Linked DNA regions of Homo sapiens: region 2 is linked to region 1. Evidence: chromatin contacts called from ENCODE Hi-C or POLR2A ChIA-PET data. All regions are on one chromosome and are shown on one strand. The core of a region is the stretch at or near the end of the contact, and the rest is flanking DNA. Distances in the headings are between cores, read along the strand shown.

The links. A loop is a pair of places that touch in the nucleus more often than their neighbours do. ChIA-PET counts read pairs that join two places held with the same protein, here RNA polymerase II (POLR2A). Pooled maps may share reads with other maps.
Region 2: a loop to region 1 is called in a pooled map, with 4 times the contacts of the local background. The contact joins the promoter of DYNLT1 here to the enhancer-like site in region 1. A Hi-C loop is called at or near these places in 1 of 168 maps with a recorded cell type or tissue (natural killer cell) and 8 of 50 pooled maps. POLR2A ChIA-PET finds 5 or more read pairs at or near these places in 1 of 52 experiments (activated CD4-positive, alpha-beta T cell).

Annotation. Positions count from the first base shown.
Region 1 is chr6:158,022,665-158,030,419 of GRCh38, reverse strand. SYNJ2 (synaptojanin 2) reads right to left here. Exons shown (of 27, transcript NM_003898.4): 3 at 1,394-1,664. Among named protein-coding and RNA genes, the nearest start is that of SYNJ2-IT1, 25 kb to the right of the region's middle. RefSeq lists enhancers at 3,389-3,458, 2,976-3,663, 3,664-4,351. Within about 2 kb of position 4,224, at least 36 of the 41 ENCODE cell types and tissues checked have a DNase peak (open chromatin) inside an H3K27ac peak, as active enhancers do; they include natural killer cell, where a contact is called at or near this core.
Region 2 is chr6:158,640,236-158,647,990 of GRCh38, reverse strand. DYNLT1 (dynein light chain Tctex-type 1) reads left to right here and starts at 3,248. Exons shown (of 5, transcript NM_006519.4): 1 at 3,248-3,309; 2 at 6,631-6,672. The coding sequence starts at 3,283. It also overlaps a transcript of SYTL3 not described here. RefSeq lists silencers at 3,091-3,320, 3,481-3,810 and an enhancer at 2,934-3,877.

The DNA.
Region 1 (7,755 bases), core at 2,975-5,474:
CTGTGGCTGCCTCTGGCAAAGGGAGAGAGGCACAAACAGGTCAGAAATAAACCTCACGAGTCCCGTCTCAGAGCTGGGAAAACTGATATAGCTTCAAAAGGCAGACACTGGATTCTAAAACATTACATTAGATGAGGTTCATTGGAACGACTCCCATGGCAGGACTTTCCTCACTTTTGCTTCTACCTGGCATCTCTAGGCATCAGTGCGAATCTGACAGAAACAGCATTATGTCCAGAAAGGGCAATAGATAATTTATGTATTTACAGGGTTGTCCACTCTTGTCTCTGTCCTGCTGTGGAGTGAAAAAGCACCAGGAGATCTTAAACATACAGAAATCCAGCCGCCTCTGCCTGGGCTCCGGGACTAGTCTTAGTGCATTGCTACAAGTCCCTTTGGGCAGGGTGACTCAGCTTCCCCATTGATGGGACTGGTTTAGCACTGTGATTACCAGCTTGGGACCTGGACCCAGAAAGCCTGGGTTCAAATCCTGGCTCTGCCACTTAGTAAGTGTGTGGAGTTTGGCAAAATTCCCTCGACTATTCGTGCCTCAGTCTCTCTACCTGTAAAATGGGGTAACAGAGCCTCCGCATAATTATTATAAAGGTTTTTATAATAATGATGAGTTATTACCAGCAGAGAGATCTTAGCACGGTGACCCGAACACAGTGCTTTATAAACATCAGCGGTAAACGGCTGCACACTGGAGGTAACCATGATTGAGAAGACTGAAAGAGTGAATCCAGGCAGAAGCACTGAGCTCGGCACCCGGGACTGAGGAAGCACTCAGCAGACGTCGGCTCTTATGTTTTTTACTTATGGAACAGGGTTTCTTTTCTTTCTTTCTTTTTCTTTGAGACAGAGTCTTGCTCTGTCACCCAGGGTGGAGTGTAGTAGCACCATCTTGGCTCACAGCAACCTCCGTTTCCTGGGTTTAAGCGATTCTCCTGCCTCAGCCTCCCGAGTAGCTGGGATTACAGGCACCTGCCACCACGCCCAGCTAATTTTTTTTTTTTTTTTTTTTTGTATTTTTAGTAGAGATGGGCTTTCACCATGTTGGCCAGGCTTGTCTCAAACTCCTTAACTCAAGTGATCCACCTGCCTCAGCCTCCCAAAGTGCTGGGATTACAGGCATGAGGCACCATGCCTGGCGCAGGTTTCTTTTCCAAATCTACACTGAACACATTCCAGGGGCCAGGGGTGGGGGGTGGCAGGGAGTTCAGGGTTAGTTTTCCTCTCATTGTGCTGAGAGCAGGCCTGGGTCCTAACTCTCCAGAGGTGCCCCATAACCCGGGGGTGGTGCAAGTGGAGGTCAAGGCCTCAGATGCCAACCAGGGCCCACCCTCTGCAGGAGACCCAGGGCCCACCCTCTGCAGGGGACCCAGGGCCTCACCAGAAGAAGGAGTTCCCCCATTCAGAGCTGTCATCCCCCTGCTTCTGCGTGCGGACAGTCAGGTCAAAGCGAGACCCATCGTTTGGCCATGAGAAATAGAACACCCCCGAGCTGAGGATTTTCTTCAAAGCTATGAGGCGTTCCTCCTCCTTGGCCTCTTCCTGAAGAGGGTAAAAGTCAGTGGCAGTGATTTTGTAGATTTCAGCATCTGGAATTCTGCCCACAGATGTGCAGCCTGTCACCAACACCAGGAAGCTCAGAGACGTGCCACCTGGAAAGGAAATCAGACAGGAGAGCTCAGGGTCGAAGTCGGCCCGGCCGCCTGGAGCTCCAAGGGGACAAATGGAGCCCAGGTTCAACCGCAGCCAGGAAGGCAACGTCTGTGCACCTGCAACTTCCCATGGCATTGCCCAACTCAATGGCTCAAGAACCTGCCCTGTCCTGTAAGCTTCAGGCGGGGCTTCTCAAAGTGTGGGACCCTGGCCAGCAAGTCAGCATCCCCTGGGAGCCTGTTAGACATGCAGATTCCTGCCGCCCAGCTGCCTGAGGCTGGGGGCAAGCTTTGCTTTAACAAGCCCTCCAGGTGATTCTGATGCCCCCAGGAGTCTGAAAATTCCTGGCCTAGAGCCCTTCCAGACCCCCAGGACCTACCCCCAAAGCCTCTCCAAATCACCTTCCCCAGTGCCTCCTCAGCCACTGCCTTGACTCAGGACCCCTGGCCTGGGGTCTGTCTTCCCCCACTCCATCACAGGAGTGGCCTTCCCAAAGTCATTGGATCACAGCCGCTCCGCCCTTCCTTCTTGCACAGCTCCCACTCCCTGCAGGACTACGACAGAAGCTCCCAAATCCCTCCCCGCTGCAGCCCATCCCTGCCCCACACGTGGGCAGACACCCCAGCCGGCTGCTCTCCTGAGCTGGCTGTCCTCCAGCTGGTCCAATGTGCCATAAGCATGACCTCGCACCCTGGGCTCTTGCCCAAGATGCTCCCCCTGCCTGGGACGTCCCACCGCCATCTGCCCAACAAGACCTCCATGACCCCTTCTCCACGCACCTCCCGCCTGTCTCTACCCTAACAATACTTCAGGCTTCGGGCCCAGCATTCCATCCTCTGGAAGAACACGAGCGTCCCCACATGCTCCGTAGGGACCATCCTGCCTCTGCCCTCCCCACTTCACCAGAAGAACTCCTCCTCATCCTTCTGGGCCAACTTGGCAGCAACTCCTCCGGGAAGCCTTCCTTGCTCTCCCAAGACACGGACAGGCACCCCTCGTACGTGCCAATAGCATTCCCATCAGCAGTTGTCACACACACAAAGCTCATGACCTCCCTCCCCACCTGTGCCCCCAGGGGAGGGGCTTCCTTGGGGGCAGGGCCATTTCGTCGTCATCTCCCAGCACCACACACACTCGGTTTGCTGAATGCTTCCTAAATAAATTCCTGCCAAATGCTACCAAGACGACCTCGGACCCTGCAGCCAGGCGAATGAGGCAGCCCTCTCTGGGGCACCACCTCGCTGTCGCTGACAGCTGGTTTTCTGTTCCCTATCCCCCGCTGCTCACAAGGGCACTTCACAACACGCTGCGTATCGGGGGTGCCTGGTGGCGCCGTGCCTCACTCTCGGGACGGGGCCCAAGAGATCATCGGGTAGAAACCGGCCTTTGGGGTCTGGCAGGGCTCTAGTCCCAAGGACACTCTTCCCACCCCGCTGAGGTCTGAAGGATCCGCCCAGCGAGATCTTCTGTGAATGATCAAGGGCCGCTGTCTACAGCCATGGTCTGGAGATGGTTCTGATCTCTCCACACTCCAGGAAGAGACCCCCAAAACAACCAGTTCCACCACCCTCTCACCCCAATTTCCTCACCACACTTCATAGGGAGAAGAGCGCTGCTTGTGGCAGGGTGGCGTGTGGCTGTCATTAAAGTGCGTTCCTTTAATGAGCGCTCAGGGCTCCCAGGGGCCTGCTGCTATGCCATGGGGTGGGGCTGCCAGCAGGGCAGGGGGTTGATCCCATCACATCTCCCCAGACACATCCTCAGGAAACCACCTCAAAACCACCTAAGAACAAAGGAAGTTATCACACTGGGGACAGGGACAGGGGTCAGAGTTCAGCTTCTCAAGTAGGATAGGTGGGGTTCCGGGGTTGGCAGCTTGTGATCAGAGCCTTGGCCACAGAGCGCTCCCGGCACCCACCTGCCTCTTCTGACACAGTGCAGGGAAAAGCACAGTTCAGCAGAAGTGCCCTCGGAGAGGCAGGAGGATGGCCCCTGTGGCTGCCAGAGCTATGGAAAATTTTGCATGACATCACTCCGTGAGAGTCATGAGCTGATTTCTAGCACCACTTCCTCAACAGCCTCCGTGTGGGGGGCCTGAGTGCCTGGCAACAGTCCCAGGTGCATTTCCTGGGCAGGACCACGGCCTGGGGGAGGCTGGGGAGAGGAGCACTGTAGCAGCCAGGAGAGGCTCTTAACATTGCCACAGAGCACTGGGGCTCCTGGGTCCAGGGAGGAGGGGGTCGGGAGTGGTACAGGGGAGTGAGGAGAGCCGGTATCTGGTGAGCGCAGTGGAGGCAGGGGAGCTGTACAGGCGCGGACTCCATCCTCCCGCCCACCGCAAGGGGCGCCCTTACCAGCCCCATCTCACAGGGAGGGAAACAGACGCACAGAGAGGTTAAGCAGCCTGCCCAAGGTGACAGAGCGGGGAGCTGGGATCCAAATCCACTTTCTAGCTACAGTGCCTGGGCAAGTTTCTCAAGCCAAGTCTGGCCCCAGAGCTGGTGCTCCTAATTACACCTCCTTGCAGATGACGTCGCCAGCCTGCTTACCCATGCTGCTGTCTCAGGGCTACCACTGCCATTTCACACACGCATGACTGTCCCCCAGGGAAGCTGAATCACCCGCCCAAGCACACAGCTAGTCTGTGTTGGAGCCAAAATGTAGGTTTCACTTTAAGCCCATGCTCCATCTAGCCCCAAAGTCCGGCAGTTTCCAATCGGATTAGTTTGCTGTACCCTGTATGTATGTATGTATGTACGTATGTATGTATGTATGCATGTATTATTTATTTATTTATTTTTTGAGACAGAGTTTTACTCTTGTTGCCCAAGCTGGAGTGCAATGGTGTGATCTCGGCTCACCGCAACCTCTGCCTCCCAGGTTCTAGTGATTCTCCTGCCTCACCCTCTGGAGTAACTGAGATTACAAGCATGCGTCACCACGCCCAGCTAATTTTATATTTTTAGTAGAGATGGGATTTCTCCATGTAGGTCAGGCTGGTCTCAAACTCCCGACCTCAGGTGATCTGCCTGCTTCGGCCTCCCAAAGTGCTGGGATTACAGGCGTGAGCCACCACGCCCGGCTATTTTTTTTTGAGATGGAGTTTCACTCTTGTTGCCCAGGCTGGAGTGGAGTGGTGCAATCTCAGCTCACTGCTACCTCCGCCTCCTGGGTTCAAGTAATTCTCTTGCCTCAGCCTCCCGAGTTGCTGGGATTATACCGGCTAATTTTTTGTATTTTTGGTAGAGATGGGGTGTTACCATGTTGGCCAGGCTGGTCTCGAACTCCTGACCTCAGGTGATTCACCTGCCTCAGCCTCCCAAAGTGCTGGGATTACAGGTGTGAACCACTGCACCTGGCCTGCTGTACCCTTTAAAAGAGTGTGGTCAACCAGTGTACCTGCTATTGACTGAATGTGTGCACCCCCAAGTTAATATGCTGAAGTACGAACACCCAAGGTGATGGTTTGAGGTGGTGGGGGTATTTGGGAGGTGACTGGGTTATGGCAGTGGAGCCCTCATGAATGGGGTTTGTGCCCAGAGATCTCCTGCACCTCTCCCACCATGTCAGATGCAGAGAAAAGGCAGCATCTATGGAGCAAGAAGCAGGTCCTCACAGCCGGCCAATCTGCGGGCCGCTGGTCTCGGACTTCCAGCCTCCAGAACTGCGCGAAATAAATGTCTGTTGCTGATAAGCCACCCCGTCTACTACGGAACTTTGTCACAGCAACACACTGGACTCAGACAGCGTTCCCTGCCCATTTTAAAACTGCCATTGAAGGTTTTCATCGGTAGTTGAAATGCCTGTAAATAATATATTGTGCAGTGTATTCTAAATATTGACACGTAAAACTAAAACTCTGGGAGCCTCTTGTCAGTATCCCATGGAATCTACACAGTAACGTGATACTCATTGCCATCTATTATTTACAGGATTGCAGGAGCATGCTCTTTCTTACCACATGGAACTTTCACTCATATTTCCAGTCCCCCCTCTTCAGAATTCCATCCTAATGTAGCATATCTGGTGCTTCTACGTCCTGTTCTGATCACCCCATCAGCCCCTGCAGCCGTGTGTTCCTCAACTCCAAGTGTTTAAAAAGAGAGCGTTCTGGTTTATCGTTCCAGTGATACCTAACTGGTCAAACAATGTAAACAATACAATGTAAATAAAACACTGCCAAATAATTTTTTTTGGCTGTCCTCTTTAAGAGTGTGGTCAACCAGTGTACCTGCTATTGGCTGAATGTGTGCACCCCCAAATTAATATGCTGAAGTATGAACACCCAAGGCGATGGTTTTAGGAGGTGGGGTCTCTGGGAGGTGACAGTCTTGCTCTGTCGCCCAGGCTAGAGTGCAGTGGCGCAATCTGGGCTCACTGCAACCTCTGTCTCCCGGGTTCAACTTTCGCCTTTCAGGTTTACTGCCTCAGCCTCTTGAGTAGCCGGGATTACAGGCATGAGCCCCCATGCCCAGCTAATTTTTGTATTTTTAGTAGAGATGGGGTTTCACCATGTTGACTGGGCTGGTCTAGAACTCCTGACCTCTAGTGGTCCGCCCACCTTGGCCTCCCAAAGTGCTGGGATTACAGGCATGAGCCACCGTGCCTGGCCGACAAATAATCATTTGATACAAAAAGTCATAATGTGTTGGAAAGGCATCTCTTAATGAGATGAATAAATATTTATTGAAGGAATGAAAGTAGGTTCTGCACCAATTCTAATTCTAGTTTTCATTTTTGTAGACGCAAACACTAAAAGATCCTGTTCACATTAATAAATAGATGGGAATGGAAAGGGCTTCATTGTAGAAATGTCACTCGATTCTTCAAAGTCCTTCTGAGTTAGCGCTAAGAAATGACAATAACCTGCTGATAAAATGGTTACTAATGTGTCAGCTGATACCCCAATTAAATTCTCCTTCCGTTATGGGGGAAGCAAACAATTGGACATCACCTGACTTGCAAACAGATTGCTACCTAGTCCTGACCTTATTGCAATGCTGTTGACAAGCTTTTGAACTGTCCCTTTGTCTGGAATCCTAGGGGGAGTTACTTCCTGGAGCACGGCACACGGTGAGCTTCCAGAAGAGAGAAGGGCCTACCCTCTACCCTAACATGGAAGCAGGGAGACCTCAGAGGGGAATAAGAACCCTGTCCTCCATCACAGGTGCTCCATGATAGAAAAAAGCCAAGGACCTGGACACTTTTCCTTAGAACTGCCCCTGCCTGTGTGTCCCAGACAGTTGGTGGGACGGGTGTAACCACAGAGGCCTCTGTGGAAGAGCCTTACCCAAACCTCAGGACCGCTGTGTGGAGCGCTGCCTCTCCGGGAAGGCCCCGCCCTGCCTACCTGACCCAGCACTGATGGCTTCCTCCTCCTTCAATCCCAGCCTCACTGTGTCCTGCCTAATCTCATTGACAGCCTGACTGCCTGACTGTGTTCTCTGTATACCATGGGTTTTTTGTTTGTTTGCTTTTTTTTTTTTTTTTAAATTTAGAGACAGGTTCTTGCACTGTCACCCAGGCTGGAGTGCAGTGACTTGATCTCAGTACACTGCAACTTCCCCTTTCTGGGTTCCAGCGATCCTCCCATGTCAGCCTCCCAAGTAGCTGGGACTACAGGCGTGCACCACCGCTCCTGGCATGGTGCTGTAGATACCATCACTATGTAGAGACATAGTCTTGCTACATAGCCCAGGCTGGTCTTGAACTTCTAGGCTCAAGTGATCCTCCTGCCTCGGCCCCCTGAGGTGCTAGGATTACAGGTATGAGCCACCATGCCTGGCCTGTACTATGGGTTTTAAGGAAAGTGTCCTGGCTTGAGCCTAGCACCAGGCTGTGGGGGGTCGCTGACTCCCGGGCCACCGTCAGTGTGGTACAAGCCACTGGTCCCCACCTGCCCCAGGTGTGTGAGGCCCCTCCCGATGCTCACCTAGAGCACAGGATTTGCTTTTGTGAGGCAGGATCAATTCTCTGACAGCCAAGAAGCTAACTAGGCTTGCGGGGTTCTTGGCAGTCCTCAGCTGAGGGAGAGACCAGGGCCCTGAAACCATCAAGGATCTCATAGCAAGTGGAAAAACAAAACTCAGA
Region 2 (7,755 bases), core at 1,999-4,498, 620 kb before region 1:
TATTTATTGATGTGACAGTTCATTGATTGCTATGATTATTAGGCCCACACTTGCTAAATAAAGGTATTGGCAGCTCCAGTCCCACAGTCTGTATTCAAGAAATTTGACTCCAGAAAAGAAAGGTGATTGCACGCAAACCTGCCAACCTATCACTAACCTCCAAATTGAAAAACAAACCTAAGATTCACTCCACTGACTTACTGCATAGAAACTAAACATTATTCTAAAATATGGCAGAATGCCAAAGATTCATGAGCAGTTACGAGTAAAGGTGTCTGAGCTCCAATGCTTCTGATGGACATCCATTCGTGGCAGATGGAAGGTGCTGGAAATGGCATCTGGTGAACTGCCAAATGTCTTAACGATTTTAAATTCCTTAGCCCTACAGACTACATCAGTTGGGCAGAATATAATACCACATCACTGCATTTTTCCAAGCACTACAACATCACATAAGCCTAGAGAATTCAAACCCTCCTATTTACAGATATATCCGTTTAAAAGAAAAAATTCCATAAAGGCCATGTTTTAGTCAACTTTGTAGCCTCAACCCCCAGCTCAGAGCCTGACACAAAGGGAGTGCTCCATATATGTGTATTGAACAAGTGAACAGATAGTTGTGAAGATAAACAGACCAGCTCATCCGTTTACTGGCAGCCTCAAAATGTCATACATCGCGATCATTTAACAAATGTTCTTTAATAGTTAAAATTGGAGAGTGGTACCCAATGTATAAAAGCTAAAATCATGTAAGCATTTTTAAAATGCACATTTGCATGTTTTCTGTTGATTTATGTGCATGCTGGTGATCCGCAGTTATAACAAGATCCATGCATTAATTATGCACCATCCTAGCAGACATTCAGGAAATTGATTTAAATTAGGAAGTTCCTAAAAGGTTGTGGGGAAAATTGAAAAGGCTGTCCCAAGTGTCATGTTCTTCCATTGCAGGTGTTTGCTCAGAACCGGTTTACTCTTGCTTTGCACATAATTCTGTGACACTTAGCTACTGAACTCCAGGTCCACAACAAAGTAGCAGAAGAAAAAAGATTTCAGAGGCTCCTGATTGGCTCAGGATCGTGGTGGGGCCAAGAGCTTGGAACCAGGTAGGCAGAGAACATCCAAAACGAGATCTCAGGTGATACTGAGAAGGGCAGGCAGGCAAAGCAATGTCAGCATCAGAATCACATGTGGACTGAGGCGCACGACTGAAACACCAGGACAGGGGAGTTGAAGCCAGGTAATAAGAAAGGAATTCAAAAGGTAGATAAAGTTCAGAATCCAAGGAGAGGAAGACCAGGTGTGGTAAAGCAACCAGCCTGCCCAGCAAGTCTCCTCGCTCAGGCCGAACACCCAGGGCCAAGCAGCCTTGTGTCAGTCAGGGCTCTGCCCTCCTCTCGCCAGCCCTGTTTCCCTCAAGGAGGCAGGTAGTTGCATCTTCCTCCACTCCCCAGTTCTCTCCATTTGGGTCTGAGGCAAAGCTAACACCCATGAGGGAAATGATTCATGCAATAAATTTTAGGCCGGGCATGGTGGCTCACAGCTATAATCCCAGCACTTTGGGAGGCTGAGGCTGGAGGATCCCTTAAGCCCGGGAGTTTGAGACCTGCCTGGGCAACACAGTGAGATCCCATCTCTACAAAAGACATATTAAAAAAATAGGTGGGTGTGGTGGCTAGTGCCTGGAATCCCAGCTGCTCAGGAGGCTAAGGCAGGAGAATACCTTGAGCCCAGGAGTTCAAGCTCTTAGTGGTCTTTGGATGACTAAACTTCAACACATCTTAGCTCAAAATCTCCGATCACACCACTGCATTCCAGCCCGGGCAACAGAATGACACCCTGTCTCTAAATAAATAAATAAATAAATGTTAATTGTGTAGCTATTATGTGCCAGGCACAATGTGGAAGGAAGGGGATACATTAGTGAATAAAACAGATCCTTCCTGCATGGTACTTAGTTTCTAAATGGAGACACACCATCAACAAGCAACCATAAATACGTTCTTGCAAACTGAGAGAAGTGCTATGAGGAAAATGTACAGGATGCAGGGGTGGAGGATGAGGAGGTCGGCTACCTTAGATGCCGTGGTCACAGAATGGCTCTCTGTAGGAGATTTTGAGCTAAGATATGTTAAAAGTTTAGTCATCCAAAGATCACTAAGATTAGTCTATAGTCTGACAACTTAGTAACTATTGACTTATGGCAGGGCAGAATGGGTGAGGGGAGGGAGGAGTCGTTGGGTTAGGTTCCTCTTGAAGGGCTCTAATAAGACCCTGATAGACCGACCAGGTTACAGTCCGATGGTCATAATCCAGATGAGAGATATCAATCTTTAACTGGGGTCCCGAGCATATGGGGTAGAAATAACAAGGGTTGTTGATGGATTAGATGTGGGATTTGAAGTTTAGGTCTACCAAATCCCTGGGACCCTTGCAGTCAGCTCTTTCTTGGGGAATGGGAAGTGGGTTCCAGCAACCTGAATTCAAGTGCATGACGAAACCAGAAAAAGCAAACGCCAAAATCAAAACTCGGAGCCTCAGAATACCTGCCAATAGATGCATATGCCCCAGCTTTCCGTGGAGGGCAGTTTACCAGAGCCCAGTGCAATTCCTAATTTCCATAAAGAACCCACATACAAATAAAGTCTGTCTAGTTCACTATGGTTAAGGTAGTCAGGAAGTGTGCCACATTTTACAAAATTTTCCACCCAAAATGTTTTTTTTTAATGGTGCTTAAAGGAAAAATTCTCATTTACCTGGAAAACTTAACTCCCCAAAGGGAAGTTTCGTTCAGATAGCTAAAGCATGCCAATCCCAGTCCCCAAGGGAACTGCAACAACGTCTCACCGGGCGCACTGCCTTCAGCAGTCACTTTCGAGTTTGTTGCCAGGTGTCCGAGCGGGTTTGAACGTCCGCGTCAATCCACACAGTACAAACCGGAGGAGGGGCCGGGACCACGCTTCCCCTCCAGGACTGCCTTTTGTACGTGTGTTTTGTTTCTGTTGCTAAGGTTTAGGGAGCTGCCCGGCTACCCTCACGGATTCCCATGGAAACTACCACCTCCCAGAGGACAGGAGGAGAGGCGAATTCAGGGTCCACCCACGGGCCCCGCCCAGGGATGGGGTCACTGAGGGTCCGGGCAGCGAAGGGCGGGGCCCGGGAGCTGGGCATGGGCGAGGCAGGCGCGAGAGGAGAGGGGCGTGGCAGGTCCGGGGCGGGGCCTGAGTGCGCCTGCGCAGTCCGCGCCACTCAGGGAGCCGGAGGGGACGCGCCGGAGGAAAGATGGAAGACTACCAGGCTGCGGAGGAGGTAACCGCCGGGTCGGCGACGGAAGGGTGGAGGCCTAGAGCCCTGGCCGCGGAAGGACACGCGGTCCTGCCCGGAAAGGCCTGGCTGCCCACCTCCTTCAGCTAGGCCAGTCTCGGCAGCCCACGGCCTGAGCTTCCCGGTCGCCGGCGCTCCGCCCGGCCCCATTCTGCCCGGACATTGCCGCCGTTTCCCCGGCGCGGGGGGCGGGAAGGGGATTGAGCTTCTTCCCGCGCGGGGAGGCACCGGGCGTGACTCGGAGAGAGCGCCCCGGTGAGCGGTGCCGAGAAACCTTCCCGCAGGGCCTCGCCTCCGGCCCGCAGCCAAGCTCGCCGAGAGGATGACATCACCGCCCCTTGCTCTGCGGGGCTGACCCCAGCCCCAGCCCCAGCCTGGAGCGGGGCGCGGCGGCCGGGCTGGGAGCGCCGAGGCTTGGACGTCTCCCCGCGGAGGTGCGGGTGACGCTCCCGCCGCCAGCCCCTCCGCCCCGGGCTGGCGTCCCGGCCATCCCGCGCCTTTGTCTCGGGCCTCACCTGGTTCTGCAACGCTGGGAATGAGTAGCACATTTCATTTCCGTTTAATATGTCTGTAAGAAAGCTCATTGTTGTGGGGAAAAAATCATCTTTTATGCCTCCTTGAGGAAGTAGGATAAAGCCCACGATGTCGCCAAGCAGAAGACACCCATCGGCACCGTGTGCGTTAAATGGCTTTCCTTCAAGCTCACGGTCATTCGGGGAATAGAGCTGATGGGCGCAGCTGAGATACAACACTCATTTTCTTCTTACTGAATAATCCTTGTTGAAATTCAGATAGAGCCCTATGGATTTATTATGCAGCCTGTCAAAAATATAAACTATAGATACATTTGGTAAGGTTGGATATCTTACCATTTATGAAATTTAGTGGCTGGGCGCAGTGGCTCACGCCTGTAATCCCAGCACTTTGGGAGGCCTAGGCGGGCGGATCACCTGAGGTCAGGAGTTCGAGAGCAGCCTGACCAACATGGAGAAACCCCGTCTCTTTTAAAAATACAAAATTAGCCGGGCGTGGTGGCGCATGCCTGTAATCCCAGCTATTCGGGAGGCCGAGGCAGGAGAATCCCTTGAACCTGGGAGGCAGAGGTTGCCGTGAGCCAAGATCGCGCCATTGCACTCCAGCCTGGGCAACAAGAGCGAAACTCCGTCTCAAAAACCAAAAAAAAAGAAAAAAATTTCGTTTAAGGAGGAATGTTTTCAGGGAAAATAAAACTAAAACTTAAGGACTGATTCTAGAGTTTCAGTTTTGATCTGATTTCCTAACTAGCACACACTTCCTGTGACAGTGGCATAATCAGTGTTTGAATGCTGATGGCAACCAAGTGAATAATGACGAGAAGAGCTGGTTCAGGAGCAGTTGGCAAAGAAAAAAGCCTTTCCCCTTAAACTGTTACTAATATAATATTGGAAAATGTCTTGTATTACAGTAATATCGAGTAAAACTTCTAAAAAAGAAATCGCTTTGTAAAGGAAAGCGCTTAATACTGCAGTCCGATTCTGACTCCCACAAATAAGGTGGCTAAGTGGCTTCATTATTCGAGATCTCAATCGCATATGTGTAAAATGAAGGGGCTGGACAGAGTGATGAGTGTTCTACCTGGGATGGAGGCCCTGGGAGGTGGAGACCATGGCTGTCTTGTAGTAGGCATGTCTTAGGTATTTACTGAATGGCCCGTTCTGGTCCTCCCACCAGCCTCTTAGCAGCCTTTTCTGCATCTCTTCTAACTTCGTGTAGATGCCTGGGCCTTTGTAACTATTCTCTCAACTCACCATTCATCTTTCTTGGAGACGTTAAAACTATCCACTGGATTCAATACAACTCTGCTTTCCACTAAAAATTCTTTAAAATGTCCCTCAACCTTTTTCGTACTGTAACCATATGGGAGGTGATACAGTGCCTTTCCTTTGTGATTAAGGTCACGGTAGTCACTTGGAAGGATCCTTTAAGCTTCCAGAAATGACTTAATCTCTAAGATATTGCAAATTGTTCTTCACTCAGTGAGTTGGTTTTGTTTCCAAGTCCGACTTCTGAGTACAGCAAGTGAGGTGGCTTCGGGCAGTCAGCTCCTGAACCCCCTAAAAAGAAAGGGCAGGGCCTGCAGTGGACAGCAGCCAGACAGGGAGGAAGACTCACTGCCAAGTCAGGGTTCTCTGCCTTGATTCCCTCAGGATGCACGTTGACTGAGGGCCCCAGGGGTTGCCCTCTCGAAGGCGTGTCCAGAGCTACGTACCTTTCCTGGGACTCAGCAGTAACTTTAAACGCTTGTGCTCATGTGAAGAGCACATTGGCAGGCAAGTGCCTGACTAATGTTATTTTCAGGATGACCTTTTACCCATTCAGATCTACCATGTGTAAAAGGAAAACTATACTCCTGGCACTAGATTCCTGCAGGCAGCCCACCTCCTGAGTCATCCAGACACTGACAGAGAACAGCCATGCTGGCAGCTGGTGGTTAGTCCTGGAGTCGGAGGGCAGCACTGGGAAAGAAAAATAATTACCTGGAGATAATGTAATCATCGTACATTTTACAAGTAATGGTGCTTTAAAAAAATCTCCTCAAGGTCAAACTGATCCTCCTAATCAGTTTACATCATGGAAGAGAGAATTACATCTTAAATGGATTACTTCAGCAGCTTCAGTTAATTTATACAAAAATCAACCAACTCATTAAGCCTCTCTATTGGTTAATGATTCTAGCAGCCAGTTGAAATGGAAGAAGAGAATGAATTCTAGTTTAAAGTGAAGTCTTAGATTGTGGCATGATTAAAACAAAACAGGGCCAGGTGTGGTGGCTTACGCCTGTAATCCCAGCATTTTGGGAGGCTGAGGCGGGAGGATCACCTGAGGTCAGGAGTTCGAGACCAGCCTGGCCAACATGATGAAACCCCATCTCTACTAAAAATACGAAAATTAGCCGGGTGTGGTGGAGGGCACCTGTAATCCCAGCTACTTGGGAGGCTGAGGCAGGAGAATCACTTGAACCTGGGAGGCAGAGATTGCAGTGAGCTGAGATTGCGCCACTGCATTCCAGCCTGGGCTACAGAGCGACACTCCGTCTCAAAAATAAATAAATAAAAATAAAACAATACCTTTAAATTATGTGCATGTATTCTAGTCTTCTGGTTTCTGAAGACTGTAATGCCATCCTTGGTAAAGCTGAACAGTCTAGTTAGATTATTTCTAAGGTCTTCATTTCTACATTATGTTCATTACCTACATTTGCATTTATCAATGTAGTGGAAATATCTTTTAAATAAATCAAACTTAACTGAATGTTCTTCCTTACAGACTGCTTTTGTTGTTGATGAAGTGAGCAACATTGTAAAAGAGGTAAGAGGAGAAATGCTCACTTCTTAAATGTTTAATGGCTTATATTAGAGAAAATAATGTGTTTTAAATACTATCTTGGAATTGTTTCGACTGAGTCTGTGTGTTTTGGTGTTTCAAATAACAGTTTTTACTTCAGTAAATAGCTAGATAAGAGTTGCTTCTATATTATGTAAATTACATATTTTAAATCAGATAAGGAGTTTTATGTACATAGCATTATTACTGCATATCACCAAGATTTGATTCTATAATCTTTTAAGCATAAAAGAATCCTGGTATACAAATAAATGTCTCCAGGGTTGAATGAAGAAAGAGTGAGTATAAGAAAATTGAACAATCAATTTCCAGTTATTCTGGACCTAGTGATCCAGTTTGGGGCCTATTTGCTTACTTTTCTTACATTCCTAAATTTCACACTTTATTGTGTTGTTGATCATGAAGAGGAAGAGAGACAGAAGGGATGTTTGTTACTCATTCAGAAAGTACACACTGAGGGAGCGTGCAGGGCATAGACCCTTCTGGAGTTTACAGCTGAGGGGCAGGCAGGGCAGACACATCAAACAGTCCTGCTGGAAGGTGTCAGCCTGCATTTGCTGTGTGGTAAGTGCCACTAGTGGTGGTGCTGTGAGAGCACTGAACTGGGAATGTGACCCACCCAGGGAGTTCAGGGACCATTTCGAGCTGAAATCTGCAGAATGAGAAGTAGGGGTAATGCAGTAAAAAGAGGGGACAAGGCCCCCTGAGACTGGGAAGTGGGGGCAGTGCATGGTGTGTGAGGGAGTGAAAGGAGGTGGGTGTGGCTGGAGCGGTGCTGAGAGCTAGGGGCTCATTCCTACCTAGGGTAGGAATGAAGCCAGAAAGAGTTTTCCTCATCAGCTTCCCTGCCTTCCCTGGGTAAAATGGGGCACAGATACTAAAGCCATTGGCTAAAAGAAAACTATTAGATGATCTGAATTTAATGATACTGTTTGGGGTTTCAGATGTAATTTAGAATTTAATGTAAATTATTGACTAGTGTTTGATAAAAAACCGCAACCTATGTTTGTGATCAGTATCCAAAGGCAAAATGATTTTGTTTGACCA